Linked DNA regions of Homo sapiens: region 2 is linked to region 1. A link is a contact called in ENCODE Hi-C or POLR2A ChIA-PET data. All regions are on one chromosome and are shown on one strand. The core of a region is the stretch at or near the end of the contact, and the rest is flanking DNA. Distances in the headings are between cores, read along the strand shown. Region 1 holds the start of LDHC (lactate dehydrogenase C). Region 2 holds the start of SAA1 (serum amyloid A1).

Region 1 (7,625 bases), core at 3,190-5,689:
AAAGTCATAAAGCTGCTAGTTATTATATTAATTTGGAAATATTAGGCTATTCTTGGGCAACCCTGCAACGATTTTTTCTAACAGGGATATTATTGACTAATAGCAGAGGATGTAATAGTCAACTGAGTTGTATTGGTACCACTTCCATTGTAAGTCCCAAAGTATTATATATTTGATAATAATGCTAATCATAATTGGAAAGTAACATTCTATATGTAAATGTAAAATTTATTTGCCAACTGAATATAGGCAATGATAGTGTGTCACTATAGGGAACACAGATTTTTGAGATCTTGTCCTCTGGAAGCTGGTAACAATTAAAAACAATCTTAAGGCAGGGTGCAGTGGCTCATGCCTATAATCCCAGCACTTTGGGAAGCCCAGGTGGGCTGATCACTGGAGGCCAGGAATTGGGGACCAGCCTGGCCAACACAACAAAACCCCATCTGTTAAAAAAACAAAACAAAACCAAAAAAAACAAGTAACCTTGGTGGATGTCTACTCAAGTTTTCTGCACATTTTTCTGAAAATACAACTGTGACCCTTATCCAGGCCTGAAAACCATACTTGTAAAGGTTAACTGAACAACATTATTGTCATTCCCAACTCCAGGATCTTTTTCCAAAGATTCTTTCCTGAGAGCTAGTTAAGGGAAGGAATTATCTTAAAGCCTGGTTGTCCAATCTTTTGCTTTCCCTGAGCCACATTGGAAGAAGAATTGTCTTGGGCCACACATTAAATACACTAACATGTGCCAGCTGTGGTGGCTGACACCTATAATCCCAGCACTTGGGGAGGCTGAGGCGGGTGGATCAGGAGTTCAAGACTAGCATGGCCAACATGGTGAAACCCCATCTGTACTAAAAATCGAAAGATTTGCCAGGTATGGTGGCCTATGCTTGTAATCCCAGCTACTTGGGAAGCTGAGGCACAAGAGGCTGAGGTGAGAGGATCGCTTGAACCGGGGAGGCAGAGATTGAAGTGAGCCAAGATGGCACCACTGCACTCGAGCCTGGGCAACACAGCGAGACTGTCTCAATAAAAATTAAAGAAATTAACACTAATGATAGCTGATGAGCTACAAAAAAGTTCATGATCTGGATACCTGCTGCCACCTAAAGAGTCCTCACATTCAAAGGGTTGGACACAGCTATAAAGCGTATCGTTCTGTGGATTTTTAGTGTATTCACATAGTTGGCAACCATCACCAGTATCTAATCTTAGAATATAGGCTGGGTGCAGTGGCTTCAAATTCCCAGCACTTTAGGAGGCCAAGGTGGGTAGATTGCTTGAGCCCAGGAGTTCCAGACCAGTCTGGGCAACATGGCAAAAGCCTGTCTCTACAAAAAAGAAATTAGCTAGGCGTGGTGGCAGGTGCCTGTAGTCCTAGCTGCACAGGAGGCTCAGGTGGGAGGATCCCTTGAACCCGGGAGATAAAGGTTGCAGTGAGCCAAGATCCCACCACTGTACTCCAGCCTGGGTGACAGAGTGAGACCCTGTTTCAAAAAAAAAAAAAAGAATATTTTAATTAGCACAAAAAGAGGCCTGTACTTAATCCTGTAGCCTTTTGTAAACTTTGAGTCACCTTCAGTCTTTAAAATTTTTAAATTTACATTAATTTTATATTATTTGATACAATAAATTAGTCAATACCAACATGACTGAAAAATAATATTTAAGTGAAATAGACTGATTCTATTAATCTTTCATGAATTTTCAAATGCAATCTTGTAAAGTTTCCTTACTTATGGGCAAAATAAATGTTCCAGGTTCAGTTTGTACCTTCCTGCCCCAGGCAAGGAATAGGCCAACTCTGCAAAGAAACTTGATTTTTTTTTTCCATAGTAACCTTGGGAACTAAATTAAGCAGGCCTTATCCCCATCTCACAGAAGTTGCCAGTTAGTGTAGAAGCAAATGTGATGCTCAGAACATGGTTCTACTTCCTTTTTTTCCCCCACTAAAGCCCATGTTGCCAAAATAAAACTCAGTACTTCAAAGCCATGTTCTTTAAAAATTCTTTAAATTTTTTTTTTATTTTGGCCAGGTGCGGTGGCTCACGCCTGTAATCCCAGCACTTTGGGAGGCTGAGGCGGGTGGATCACAAGGTCAGGAGATTGAAAACATCCTGGCTAACATAGTGAAACTCCATCTCTACTAAAAATACAAAAAATTAGCTGGGCATGGTGGCGGGCGCCTGTAGTCCCAGCTACTCGGGAGGCTGAGGCAGGAGAATGGCGTGAACCCGGGAGGCGGAGCTTGCAGTGAGCCGAGATCGGACCACTGTACTACAGCCTGGGCGAGACTGCGAGACTCTGTCTCAAAAAAAATTATTTTATTTTATTTTGTTTTTATTTTTGGGGGTAGAGATGGGGGTCTCCCTATGTTGCCAGACTGGTCTTGAACTCCTGGGCTGAAGCCTCGGCCTCCCAAAGTGCTGGGATTGCAGGAGTGAGCCACCATGTCTGGCCCAAAAATTCTTTAGTGAGTACCTACTATGCTTTGGTAAATGTTGCAATGTACAAGAATAAATAAAGACAAATTTTGGTTCTAAAGTTACTGCAATCAAGTAAGCAAAATGTTAAGTAAGTTTGGAGTATTTGGGCAGGCATGGATGAAGAGCCAGTTCTAGTCATCTAGCATCAGTTTGGCCACTACCAAGCTGATACCTTCCTTGGCCGCCAGGGGCCTGAGGCAGGTGTAGAGCTTAAATTTCCAGTCCATCCAGGCCAGCAATCTCCCTCTCAGCCCGGGGATAAATGAGGTTGCTGTGGAGGTATAGGACCAAGTGGTTGCTGCTCCTGTCTGCTATAGGAGGCCTCTAGCTTCAGGCTAGTTGCTGGTTGAGAAAAGTGCCATAAGAGAGAGATATACAGGAAATGATGGTAGTTGACATTTGTCAAGGAAAGCCAGAGTATGTATGTGCAAAGCTGAAAATGAGGAATTAACCTTGAGAAGGGCTGGGGAAAGAGCTTTCTTGGTTTAAAGAACAGCAAAAAGTCCTGATCCAAAAAAGCTGTCCAAAGCCTAGTTGGAAGGAAGTGTATTGAGTGTCCTGAGATGATATGGGAAGTGGGGGTAGGAGGCCAAATCTTGAAGATCTAGGTTGTGGTAAAAGTGGGTTACTCTACCTGTAATGGAAAGCCACGGAAGAGTTTAAAGCAGGGTTATTGCATAATCTGAACCATATTGAAAACAAATACTGACTGGGTGCGGTGGTTCACGCCTGTAATCCCAGCACTTTGGGAGGCCGAGGTGGGTGGATCACTTGAGGTCAAGAGTTCGAGACCAGCCTGGCCAGCAAGGTGAAATACAAAAAAATACAAAAAAATTTGCCCGGCGGCTGGGCACGGTGGCTCAGCACGGTGGCTCACGCCTGTAATCCCAACACTTTGGGAGGGCGGATCACTAGGTCAGGAGTTGGAGACCATTCTGACCAACATGGTGAAACCCCATCTCTACTAAAAATACAAAAATTAGCCGGGCGTGGTGGCGCACGCCTGTAGTCCCAGTTACTTGGGAGGCTGAGGCAGGAGAATTGCTTGAACCCAGGCGGCGGAGGTTGCAGTGAACTGAGATTGTGCCACTGCACTCCAGCCTGGGCGACAGAGTGAGACTCTGTCTCAAAAACAACAACAATAACAACACTACAGGCTATTATAAGAAAAATAAATTATATTTTGGATTTTGAAAAAGGTTCAAATGCAAATACTCTACAAAAGATGGAGTAGGTTGTGTCCCCTTCTGTGAGATATATATCTCTCTCACAAAAAAAAAAATATATATGTAAATTTTTTTTGAGATGGAGTTTCTCTCTTGTTGCCCAGTCTGGAGTGCAGTGGCGCGATCTTGGCTCACTGCAACCTCCGCCTCCTGGGTTCAAGCGATTCTCCTGCCTCAGCCTCCCAAGTAGCTGGGACTACAGGCATGCACCACCATGCCCGACTAATTTTATATTTTTAGTAGAGACGGGGTTTCGCCATGTTGGCCAGGCTGTTCTCAAACTCCTGACCTCAGGTGATCCACCTGCCTCGGACTCCCAAAGTGCTGGGATTACAGGTGTGAGCCACCGCGTCCGGCCATGAGTTATAAATATTAACAATTTCTTGCTGTAAATTGAAAGCATCCTTCGCGTCTTTGCGTTTCATTACCACCCTCTGTTCTCTCAAGAGAAATTCTAACTTTATTTCAGCACTCAGTCCTGAAGTTACAGAAGTTAATAATTTTTTAAAATCCTGCAAACAATGCATGGATATCCCCGTCTTGCACACTCTTTGGGCCAGTCTAGAATTCTTCCCATCAGCATTTCGGTGATCTGGACCGCCGCCACCCACACTGCGCTCCAGGGCAGAAAAGACGCCCCATGCCCGCGCCTGGGCCGGCGGGGGGCGGAGCTTGCGTGCTGACGCATAAGAGCCGAGCGGGGGAACGTGCGTGTCTCGAGTCGCACGGAGGGCAACCGTCGACGGGCTTAGCGCCTCAACTGTCGTTGGTGTATTTTTCTGGTGTCACTTCTGTGCCTTCCTTCAAAGGTGGTGCTTTGTCCCTGTGGGTCATCTGTACTGATTGCGCCAAGCAAAGCATTTGTGAGCGTGTGGTGCTGGGGTGAAAGTGGTGGCTGGGGGCAGGGAGAAATCCAAAAGCCCGCTGGTGCCCCAGCCCTCCCATTGCCTGGTAGACTGGGCCTTGCTTTACCCTCCCCGCATCCTTTGACCAGGAAATTCTTTCTTTGGCTTCCCCCCATCCCCGGCTCCAACATTCTGCAAACTGAAGAGGTAGTTTCTTAGATGTTCAGTGTGGTTAATCCAATGAAATTGCATTATCCCTATCAGGTTCTCCAAATGTCAACTGTCAAGGAGCAGCTAATTGAGAAGCTAATTGAGGATGATGAAAACTCCCAGTGTAAAATTACTATTGTTGGAACTGGTGCCGTAGGCATGGCTTGTGCTATTAGTATCTTACTGAAGGTGAGTGAGAAGCCCATCCTGTGGCTGAAAATCAAGTGAGCACTTCAGAGTGTTGTATATGTCGATGTATTCAGGGTTGCAAGGTTAATCCCTTGAAAGCAATTATGTATCCTTTGACCTTTCCTCCCTCCCTCCCTCCCTCCCTTCCTTCCTTCCTTCCTTCCTTTTTCTTTCTCTCTTTCTTTTCCTTTTTTTTTAAACTTCTTCTTTCTTTTCCTTTCTTTTTTTTTCTGACTTTCCTTTTCTTTTTCTTTTTTTGAGACAGGATTTGTCTGTTACCCAGGTTGGAGTGCAGTGGCGCGATCTTGGCCCACTGCAACCTCCACCTCCCGGGATCAAGCGATTCTCCTGCCTCAGCCTCTTGAATAACTGGGGCCACAGGCATGCACCACCAGGCCTGGCTAATTTTTTATATTTTTAGTAGAGATGGGGTTTCTCCATGTTGGCCAGGCTGGTTTCGAACTCCTGACCTCAAGTGATCCGCCTGCCTCGGCCTCCCAGAGTACTGGGATTACAGGCATGAGCCACCACACCTGGCTGCCAATAGGTATTGTTTTTAACCCTTGTGCCCTCCTCCCTCTCTGCTTTTGGAGTCCCCAGTGTTTATTGTTCTCTCTTTTTTTTTTTTTTTTTTTTTTGAGACGGAGTCTCGCTCTGTTGCCAGGCTGGAGTGCAGCGGCAGGATCTCGGCTCCCGGCAACCTTTGCCTCCCGGGTTCAAGCAGTTCTCCTGCCTCAGCCTCCTGAGTAGCTGGGACTACAGGCATGTGCCACCACGCCCAGCTAATTTTTATATTTTTAGTAGAGACGGGGTTTCATCATGTTGGCCAGGATGGCCTTGATTTCTTGACCTCGTGATCCGCCTGCCTCAGCCTCCCAAAGTGCTGGGATTACAGGCATGAGCCACCACGCCTGGCCTTAAGTAGGGACTTTTACTTCTTTCCCTTACTGTTCGCTTTTGGAATCTGGCTATTGAAATCTGAATGAATACACTCCTTGTATATAGTTCCGTACTCTGTCACATGTGACAAAAACCCAGTTTAAATTAGGGTAAGCAGAAAAAGACGAAATATTGTTCATGTAACTGGAAATAGGGCAAAACTGCTTCAGGTACTACCGGATTCTGAAGTTCACACATATCAAGACATAGTCTTTGTATATCTTGGTTTAGATTTTCTCTGTTGGCTTAATTCGTAGAGCCTTTCTATGTGGTGGTAAAGATGGCTGTACAGTTTGTTCTTAGATTCTTGTTTTTTCTCCAACTCTACAGTCCTTACTAATGTTCTTAGATTTGCATGTTATTCTTAGAGCTTATGATTCCAAAGAAAAGTGAGATGTAATCTTCCGTCTTCCATTTTCAAACTTCATAGACATGCTTGTTTCTTATACCTGGGCCATATGTCCACTTATGAACTGATTTCTGTGACCAGAAGGAAAGGATGGAACAATTGGCTAGGTCTGGTTTTATGCCCATCTACCCTAAGCTTGGAAAACCAATGTTAATTGTACTGCACTGAAACATATGGAATGGGTTCCCATGGAAAAGAGAAATTCTATTACCAGAAAAAGGGACACTAGACAGATGAAAACAATAAGTGTTCATCAGAGGTGGTTACCTTCCTGTTTGGGCCATAACGACGCATACTAAAAGCAGCTTTAGCCAACTCAGAAATTAGGGTTAAGGTTAAATATAATAAAATCCTGGCCGGGCGCAGTGGCTCAGGCCTGTAATCCCAGGACTTTGCGAGGCTGAGGTGGGTAGATCACTTGAGGTTAGGAGTTTGAGACCAGCCTGACCAATATGGTGAAACCCCGTCTGTACTAAAAATACAAAAATTAGCCGGACATGGTGGCGGGCGCCTGTAATCCCAGCTACTCGGGAGGCTGAAGCACGAAAATTGCTTGAACCTGGGAGACGGAGGTTGCAGTGCCCGAGATTGTGCCACTGCACTCCAGCCTGGGCGACAGAGTGAGACTTCATCTCAAACAAAACAAAACAAAAAACACAAAAATAAAGGCTAAATATAATAAAAGCCTTTGAAATCATTTTATTTTCCTTGGTTTCAAACTGTTATCTGAATGGCAAAAAAAAACAAAAACAAAAAACACCCAGCTCTAAAAAGTTCTAACAATTATATGAAGTCAAACAATTTTTGCTACATCTTAATATTTACTTACCTTGACTTTCGGTCACCCAGGCTCATTGAAAAACTATTTTTATATCATTTTTCCCTATTAAAATATGAGATTCCTTTAATTATCAAGTAGCCACATGAAAATTCTTCTTATTCTCCTAAAACTTAAGTAGGAACATTTTATTCAGAACTTTTGTATATTTTAGGATTTGGCTGATGAACTTGCCCTTGTTGATGTTGCATTGGACAAACTGAAGGGAGAAATGATGGATCTTCAGCATGGCAGTCTTTTCTTTAGTACTTCAAAGATTACTTCTGGAAAAGGTTAATTTTAGTTTTATAAAGTTATTTTCAAAGCTTTTTAAAAAAGTAATAAATTTTACCAAACAGATGTCAATAAATATAAAATTAAAAATAGCACCATGCCATTGGGCCATATAATTTAATTTAGTTGATCAATTTTTTTTGTTTTTTGAGAGAGTCTCACTCTGTCACCCAGATTAGAGTGCAGTGGCGCGATCTTGGC
Region 2 (7,625 bases), core at 3,854-6,353, 150 kb before region 1:
TTCTGTGTAGACAATCTGCTTAGTGATGTTTGGAGACAAAGTACCTCTTTATTGTATTCATTGACAAAACTCTCCAGTCCTCTCCCATCTTCATGGAAAATTTTCACAGTTCATTTACGGCCCTCTTTCCAACACATTCACTGCCAATACTCTTATTGACAATAACTGTATTGTTGAACCTTCCAGTATCCTGCATTCCCGGATCAAGGCCCCCTCAAAGCCCTGATATGCAAATATCTGGGAAAAGAATGTTCCAGAGGAAAGGAACAGCTAATCCGAGGCCCCTAGGGTAAGATGTGCCTGGGGGTTTGGAGACCAGTGTGGCCAGAGCAAAATGAGCAGGAGGAGAGAATTGGATGATGAGGTACGAGAGGAAGGAGTTAGGACAGTTTGAGTAAAGTTTGAAAACCATTATAAGGGCTTTGACTTCAACTATGAGTGGAAGTGGAATCCTCCGGAGAGTTTTGAATGGAGAGTGATAGAAGTTGTCTTGTGTTGTAACAGTCTGGCTGCTATACTGAAAAGAGACTAGTTGGCGGCAAAGGGGGAAATGTGGAAGCCAGTTAAGAAGCCATCATAACCCAGAAGGTGATGCCTAATAACATCTCTCTGGGAGCAGCGGAGAGATGATAAGGGTTTGCCTTCTGAATATGTTTTTTGACAATTAATGTAAACATTTCAAGTAGGCTGAGATTTTATTGCATATTAACAATGTCCATGTTCACTCGCGGCAGCCGCCCCCTTCTGCGCGGTCATGCCGAGCCAGCACCTGGGCCTGGAACTGGGCCGCAGCCCCCAGCTTCACCCACCACCTCCCTACCATGGACCCCTGCAAAGTGAACGAGCTTCGGGCCTTTGTGAAAATGTGTAAGCAGGATCCGAGCGTTCTGCACACCGAGGAAATGCGCTTCCTGAGAGAGTGGGTGGAGAGCATGGGAGGTAAAGTACCACCTGCTACTCAGAAGGCTAAATCAGAAGAAAATACCAAGGAAGAAAAACCTGATAGTAAGAAGGTGGAGGAAGACTTAAAGGCAGACGAACCATCAACTGAGGAAAGTGATCTAGAAATTGATAAAGAAGGTGTGATTGAACCAGACACTGATGCTCCTCAAGAAATGGGAGATGAAAATGTGGAGATAACGGAGGAGATGATGGATCAGGCAAATGATAAAAAAGTGGCTGCTATTGAAGTCCTAAATGATGGTGAACTCCAGAAAGCCATTGACTTATTCACAGATGCCATCAAGCTGAATCCTCGCTTGGCCATTTTGTATGCAAAGAGGGCCAGTGTCTTCGTCAAATTACAGAAGCCAAATGCTGCCATCCAAGACTGTGACAGAGCCATTGAAATAAATCCTGATTCAGCTCAGCCTTACAAGTGGCGGGGGAAAGCACACAGACTTCTAGGCCACTGGGAAGAAGCAGCCCATGATCTTGCCTTTGCCTGTAAATTGGATTATGATGAAGATGCTAGTGCAATGCTGAAAGAAGTTCAACCTAGGGCACAGAAAATTGCAGAACATTGGAGAAAGTATGAGCGAAAACATGAAGAGCGAGAGATCAAAGAAAGAATAGAACGAGTTAAGAAGGCTCAAGAAGAGCAGGAGAGAGCCCAGAGGGAGGAAGAAGCCAGACGACAGTCAGGAGCTCACTATGGCCCTTTTCCAGGTGGCTTTCCTGGTGGAATGCCTGGTAATTTTCCCGGAGGAATGCCTGGAATGGGAGGGGACATGCCTGGAATGGCCGGAATGCCTGGACTCAATGAAATTCTTAGTGATCCAGAGGCTCTTGCAGCCATGCAGGATCCAGAAGTTATGGTGGCCTTCCAGGATGTGGCTCAGAACCCAGCAAATATGTCAAAATACCAGAGCAACCCAAAGGTTATGAATCTCATCAGTAAATTGTCAGCCAAATTTGGAGGTCAAGCATAATGCCCTTCTGATAAATAAAGCCCTGCTGAAGGAAAAGCAACCTAGATCACCTTATGGATGTCGCAATAATACAAACCAACGTACCTCTGACCTTCTCATCAAGAGAGCTGGGGTGCTTTGAAGATAATCCCTACCCCTCTCCCCCAAATGCAGCTGAAGCATTTTACAGTGGTTTGCCATTAGGGTATTCATTCAGATAATGTTTTCCTACTAGGAATTACAAACTTTAAACACTTTTTAAATCTTCAAATATTTAAAACAAATTTAAAGGGTCTGTTAATTCTTATATTTTTCTTTACTAATCATTGTGGATTTTTCCTTAAATTATTGGGCAGGGAATATACTTATTTATGGAAGATTACTGCTCTAATTTGAGTGAAATAAAAGTTATTAGTGCGAGGCAAACATAAAAAAAAAAAGTCCATGTTCATCTCTAAATGACATCATTGTTCCAAAGCTTTTCCATTCTTCTTAACCTTCCACCTGTCAATCTATAGGAGATGACTTCTCCTACTTCACTCATGCATTGACTCCTTCAATCAATAAAAGTGACTAAGAACCTGCTACAGGTGAGGTGCTGTGTTTGGTGTTAAAGTGACAACAGTTATCTGTCAATAAGCCTGACAAGGTTCCTATCCCTGTGTTTTGTGCACTCTGGGTCAAACTCAGAAATGCAAACAGGTGGAGAGCGATGAGTTCTATGACTGGTAAAGAAAAGGGCCTGCTGGTTTCCCTCAGGATCTCTGTCCTTCATCTCAAAATGCATCTTCCTTGTTATCGTTCCTCTCCTTCCTGTCTCAGAGGAAGACCTGCTCCTGCTACACTCTGGGCAACCTTGTCCCCGTGGCCCTGTGGCCCCTTGGTTGTTGAAGTCTATGTTATGCCCTATCTTTTACCCTCAGTCACTCTCTCTGTTAACATTCTCCCTGTGCCCTGTAACCCTCCCTCATCTTTAAATAAATCCTCCTCCTTTGACCTTCGCATGTATTCAGTCATGCAACTCAACAAGCATTTATTGCACAGTGATATTCAATTTGCCACTTGCTAAAAGTCTGAACCTTGGCAGCTGAATGTGATCAGAAAAAAAGCACGACTGCTATGACTAGTCTCACTTTAAATTCATGGTCGTTGACCAAGAGCTACCATACAATCCACTACCTTTCTCAAGTTCAGTCACATTCTTCCTTTCCTAGATGTCTGCTTTCTACTTCTCTTCTCTTCTGAAACTTCCCACAACTCCTCGTTCATTCTCTTCTCAGTTGACAACTTTGCTTCCTATTTCACTGAAAAATAGAAGCAATCAGATATGAACTTCTGGCTGGGCATGGTAGCTCATGCCTATAATCTCAGCACTTTGGGAGGCCAAGGCAGGAGGACTGCAGGTTAGGAATTTGAGACCAGCCTGGGCAACATGGTGAAACTCCCACTGTACTAAAAATTTTAAAAATTACTCAAACATATTGGCAAACAACTGCAGTCCCAGCTACTTGGGAGGTTGAGATGCAAGGATCACTTAAACCTGGGAGGCTGAGGCTGCAGTGAGCCATGATTGCACCACTGCACTCCAGCTCAGGCAACAGAGCAAGACCCTGTCTTGAGAGGAGAGGAGAAGAGAGGAGGGGAGGGGAGGGCAGGGGAGGGGAGGGGAGGGGAAGGGAGAGGGGAGGGGAGAGGGGAGGAGAGAGGGGAGGGGAGGGGAGGGGAGGGGAGGGGAGGAGAGGAGGATCAGGTGAGGAGTATGCCAAGGAGTGTTTTTAAGACTTACTGTTTTCTCTTTCCCAACAAGATTGTCATTTCCTTTAAAAAGTAGTTATCCTGAGGCCTATATTCATAGCATTCTGAAAGAAAGAAAAGAAAAGAGGAAAGAAAGAGAGAGGAAGGAAGGAAGGAGAAAGAGAGAGGAAGGAAGGAGAAAGAGAGAGGAAGGAAGGGAGGAAGAGAAGAAGGGAGGAAGAAAAGAAGGAAGGAAGGAGGGAGGGAGGGAAGGGAGGGAGGGAAAGAGGAAGAAAGGAGGGAAAGAAGGAAGGAAGAGAGAGAGGAAGGAAGGAGGAAGAGAGAAGAAGGAAGGAGGAAGACAGAGAGGGAGTAAGGAAGGAAGGAAGGAGAAAGAGAGAGGAAGGAAGAAATGAAGGAAGGAAGGAAAGAAAGAAAAAATAAAAGAGTGAAAACGGACTGGAGAAGAAGAAACCACAGTTGCTGCTATATCCACCAGCCTCTCTGCATGTCCTGGCCTCAGCCCTGCTGGGCTCTGGTACTGACCACTTCCTTCCTTCCTAATTTCCTAATTGACTAGGCCAGCTGAGCAGGGCTTTTCTGTGCTGAGGAGGTAAATCTCTGGATATCTAGACTGAGGGGTGGAAGGAGCCTTCCAGGGCACACATGAGACATGGCAGGGGTAGGCTGCTAGTTTTATTTTGTTTTCTTTTAGACACAGGGTCTTGCTCTGTTAACCAGGCTGGAGTGCAGTGGCGTGATTATAGCTCACTGCAGCCTTGACCTCCTGGGTCTCCCACAATCCTTCCGCTTCAGCCTCTTGAGTAGCTGGGACTGCAGGTGCACACTACCACACCCGGTCCATTTATTTTTATATTTCGTAGAGACAAGATCTTACAGTTTTGCACAGAGTGATCTTAAACTCTTGACCCCAAGTGATCCTCCTGCCTTGGCCTCCAAAAGCATTGGGATTATAGGAGTGAGCCACTGTGCTGGACCTAGTCTGTCAGCTTTGAAGCTTTAGATATGAACTCAGAGGGACTTCATTTCAGAGGCATCTGCCATGTGGCCCAGCAGAGCCCATCCTGAGGAAATGACTGGTAGAGTCAGGAGCTGGCTTCAAAGCTGCCCTCACTTCACACCTTCCAGCAGCCCAGGTGCCGCCATCACGGGGCTCCCACTCTCAACTCCGCAGCCTCAGCCCCCTCAATGCTGAGGAGCAGAGCTGGTCTCCTGCCCTGACAGCTGCCAGGCACATCTTGTTCCCTCAGGTTGCACAACTGGGATAAATGACCCGGGATGAAGAAACCACTGGCATCCAGGAACTTGTCTTAGACCGTTTTGTAGGGGAAATGACCTGCAGGGACTTTCCCCAGGGACCACATCCAGCTTTTCTTCGCTCCCAAGAAACCAGCAGGGAAGGCTCAGTATAAATAGCAGCCACCGCTCCCTGGCAGGCAGGGACCCGCAGCTCAGCTACAGCACAGATCAGGTGAGGAGCACACCAAGGAGTGATTTTTAAAACTTACTCTGTTTTCTCTTTCCCAACAAGATTATCATTTCCTTTAAAAAAAATAGTTATCCTGGGGCATACAGCCATACCATTCTGAAGGTGTCTTATCTCCTCTGATCTAGAGAGGTAAGCAGGGTCGGGCCTGGTAGTACTTGGATGGGAGAACACCTGGGAATACCAGGTGCTAAAGGCTTTAAGAATAAAAAATAATGATCCTGCTTTGTGTTTATCCCATGTTGAGTTCTGTGCGGGGCAGAGGGAACACACGGTAAATGCGTTATGGGGAATTATAGGCTACTTGAGGGAGTGACAGTCTGGTGGTAACTCCTGCCTTCCTCCATCAGTGCCACGTTGGCATCCTCTTATGCAGTCAGGCTTCAGGGCTGATGGGTTCAGAACCGAGGGCTTCTGGCTCTGAGTGAGGTCCTGCTGCAAGGTTTCCTAGATGAGCCACTGAGACTCTAATAAGATCCAGTGGAAATAACCAGGCTCTCGTCGGAATATAAGTCCCAAGGGAAGCTGTGCCAGTCTTGTGGGCGACTGCCTGACTTCTCCTTTCATTTCAGCACCATGAAGCTTCTCACGGGCCTGGTTTTCTGCTCCTTGGTCCTGGGTGTCAGCAGCCGAAGCTTCTTTTCGTTCCTTGGCGAGGCTTTTGATGGTAAGGCTTCAGAAGGTTTGCAGGATTTCTGAAGAGAAACATCACCCTGGACCTGATAAACTGGGGAAAATGATGCTTTCGGAAGGCTGCTTTTGAACCACAGAGTTGCTAGTGTCTGCGTTGCTGAGGCCTGCCAGGAACTAGGGTTTGCTGGGTTGCCTGTCTCGAGTCTTTCAGAGCTGCTGGGAATATCCCCTTTCCCCGTAGTGCAGCTTCTCAGGATGTGTTAAGTGGATGGATCACATTTCAGAAGCCGCTGCAAGGTGTATCAAAAACACATCTCCTGAGCCGTAAGGGACGGGGCATCCAGTAACAACGCACACGGGGTATTTTTGGGCTTCCTTAAGATTTGAGCCGCTGCCTTAGGTTGTGCTGCCCAATGTGCCTGGGGAGCTGCTAAACAGATTAGAGAGTCGAGGATTGTTGTCAGTTACTCAGAGAAAGAACAATCATCCTTTCCAGGAGCACCTGAGCTGTTTGTTTTGCGTAGAAGATGCAAAATAAGGCCTGCAATGGGTATAAAATGTCCCTCAGCATAAATCGCATAGGAGTATGACTAAGGCTGTTGACTCTTCTGTCTTCTTTCTCCTTCCTCCTTCGATTTCCTAGTTGGATAATGTACAGGGCTCTTTAGCCTCGCTCTGTCAGGGGCTCCCTTCCTGGTTTGTTCTGTTTCCATTCTTCCTTCTCCAGCCTTCTTGACAAGAGCTGGGAACTAACGTGCCTCAAGCCCCCACAAGGACCACAGCATTTTCTCATTTAGTTTCAGAATGACTCTGTGACGCAATCTTCCTCTCTTGGAAGGTGAGAAAGCTGATCTTGGAAGGTGAGAAAGCTGAGACTTAGAGCAGCTGAAGCCAATGCCCAGGGACTTACTGCCAGTCAGCAGGTGGCAGGGCAGAGGTTTGAGCCCGGCTGTGCTTGAGGTCAGGGCTCTTGCCAGGTAGACGCATCACTGACCACCTCCTAGAGGTTGATGGTTATGAATCTCAGGCACACCTTGGCATCACCTGAAATACCCATGCCTTCAACTCCCCAGCAGAGTCTGCAGAAACTGGCCTGGGGTGTGGCCTGGGCACTGGGACTTTCAGTTTCTCTCTGGGTGATTAGAAAGTGCAGCCAAGGCTCACGCCTGTAATTCCAGCACTTTGGGAGGCCAAGGTGGATGAATCACTTGAGGTCATGAGTTCCGGAGCAGCCTGGCCAACATGGTGAAACCCCGTCTCTACTAAAAATACTAAAATGTAGCCAGGCGTGGTGGCAGGCACCTGTAATCCCAGCTACTCAGGAGGCTGAAGCACGAGAATCACTTGAACCCGAGAAGCAGAGGTTGCAGTGACTAGAGATCGCACCAGTGTCCTCCAACCTGGGTGACAGAGCGAGACTCCATCTAAAAAAAATGAAAAAGAAAGTGCAGCCAAGGCAGAGCACCACTGCCCTATTGCTTCCTCAAGCAACCCACAGCATCAGTACAGCCTACTAAGAAAGTATTTAGGGACTTTTATGCTCCTAACAGTCACTGGAACTCACGTCACAATGACGTGTATTCCATTTGCAAGAATATATACTTTAGGTCGGGGTGCGGTGGCTCACGCCTGTAATCCCAGCACTTTGGGAGGCCAAGGCAGGGGGATCACGAGGTCAGGAGTTCGAGACCAGCCTGACCAACATGGTGAAATCCCCGTCTCTACTAAAAATACAAAAATTAGCCAGGCGTGATGGCGCATGCCTGTAATCTCAGCTACTCAGGAGGCTGAGGCAGAAGAATCTCTTGAACCTGGGAGGTGGAGGTTGCGATGAGCTGAGA

Evidence for each region. A loop is a pair of places that touch in the nucleus more often than their neighbours do. ChIA-PET counts read pairs that join two places held with the same protein, here RNA polymerase II (POLR2A). Pooled maps may share reads with other maps.
Region 2: a pooled map shows a loop between it and region 1 (2.2-fold over the local background). The contact joins the promoter of SAA1 here to the promoter of LDHC in region 1. A Hi-C loop is called at or near these places in 1 of 50 pooled maps. POLR2A ChIA-PET finds 5 or more read pairs at or near these places in 2 of 52 experiments (A673 and activated T-cell).

Annotation. Positions count from the first base shown.
Region 1 is chr11:18,407,879-18,415,503 of GRCh38, forward strand. LDHC (lactate dehydrogenase C) reads left to right here and starts at 4,440. Exons shown (of 8, transcript NM_017448.5): 1 at 4,440-4,530; 2 at 4,831-4,965; 3 at 7,306-7,423. The coding sequence starts at 4,840. It overlaps LDHA (lactate dehydrogenase A), which reads left to right. Exons shown (of 8, transcript NM_005566.4): 8 at 1-547.
Region 2 is chr11:18,261,161-18,268,785 of GRCh38, forward strand. It overlaps SAA1 (serum amyloid A1), which reads left to right and starts at 5,104. Exons shown (of 4, transcript NM_199161.5): 1 at 5,104-5,136; 2 at 5,724-5,818. The coding sequence starts at 5,728. It also overlaps the pseudogene ST13P5 and the pseudogene RNA5SP334.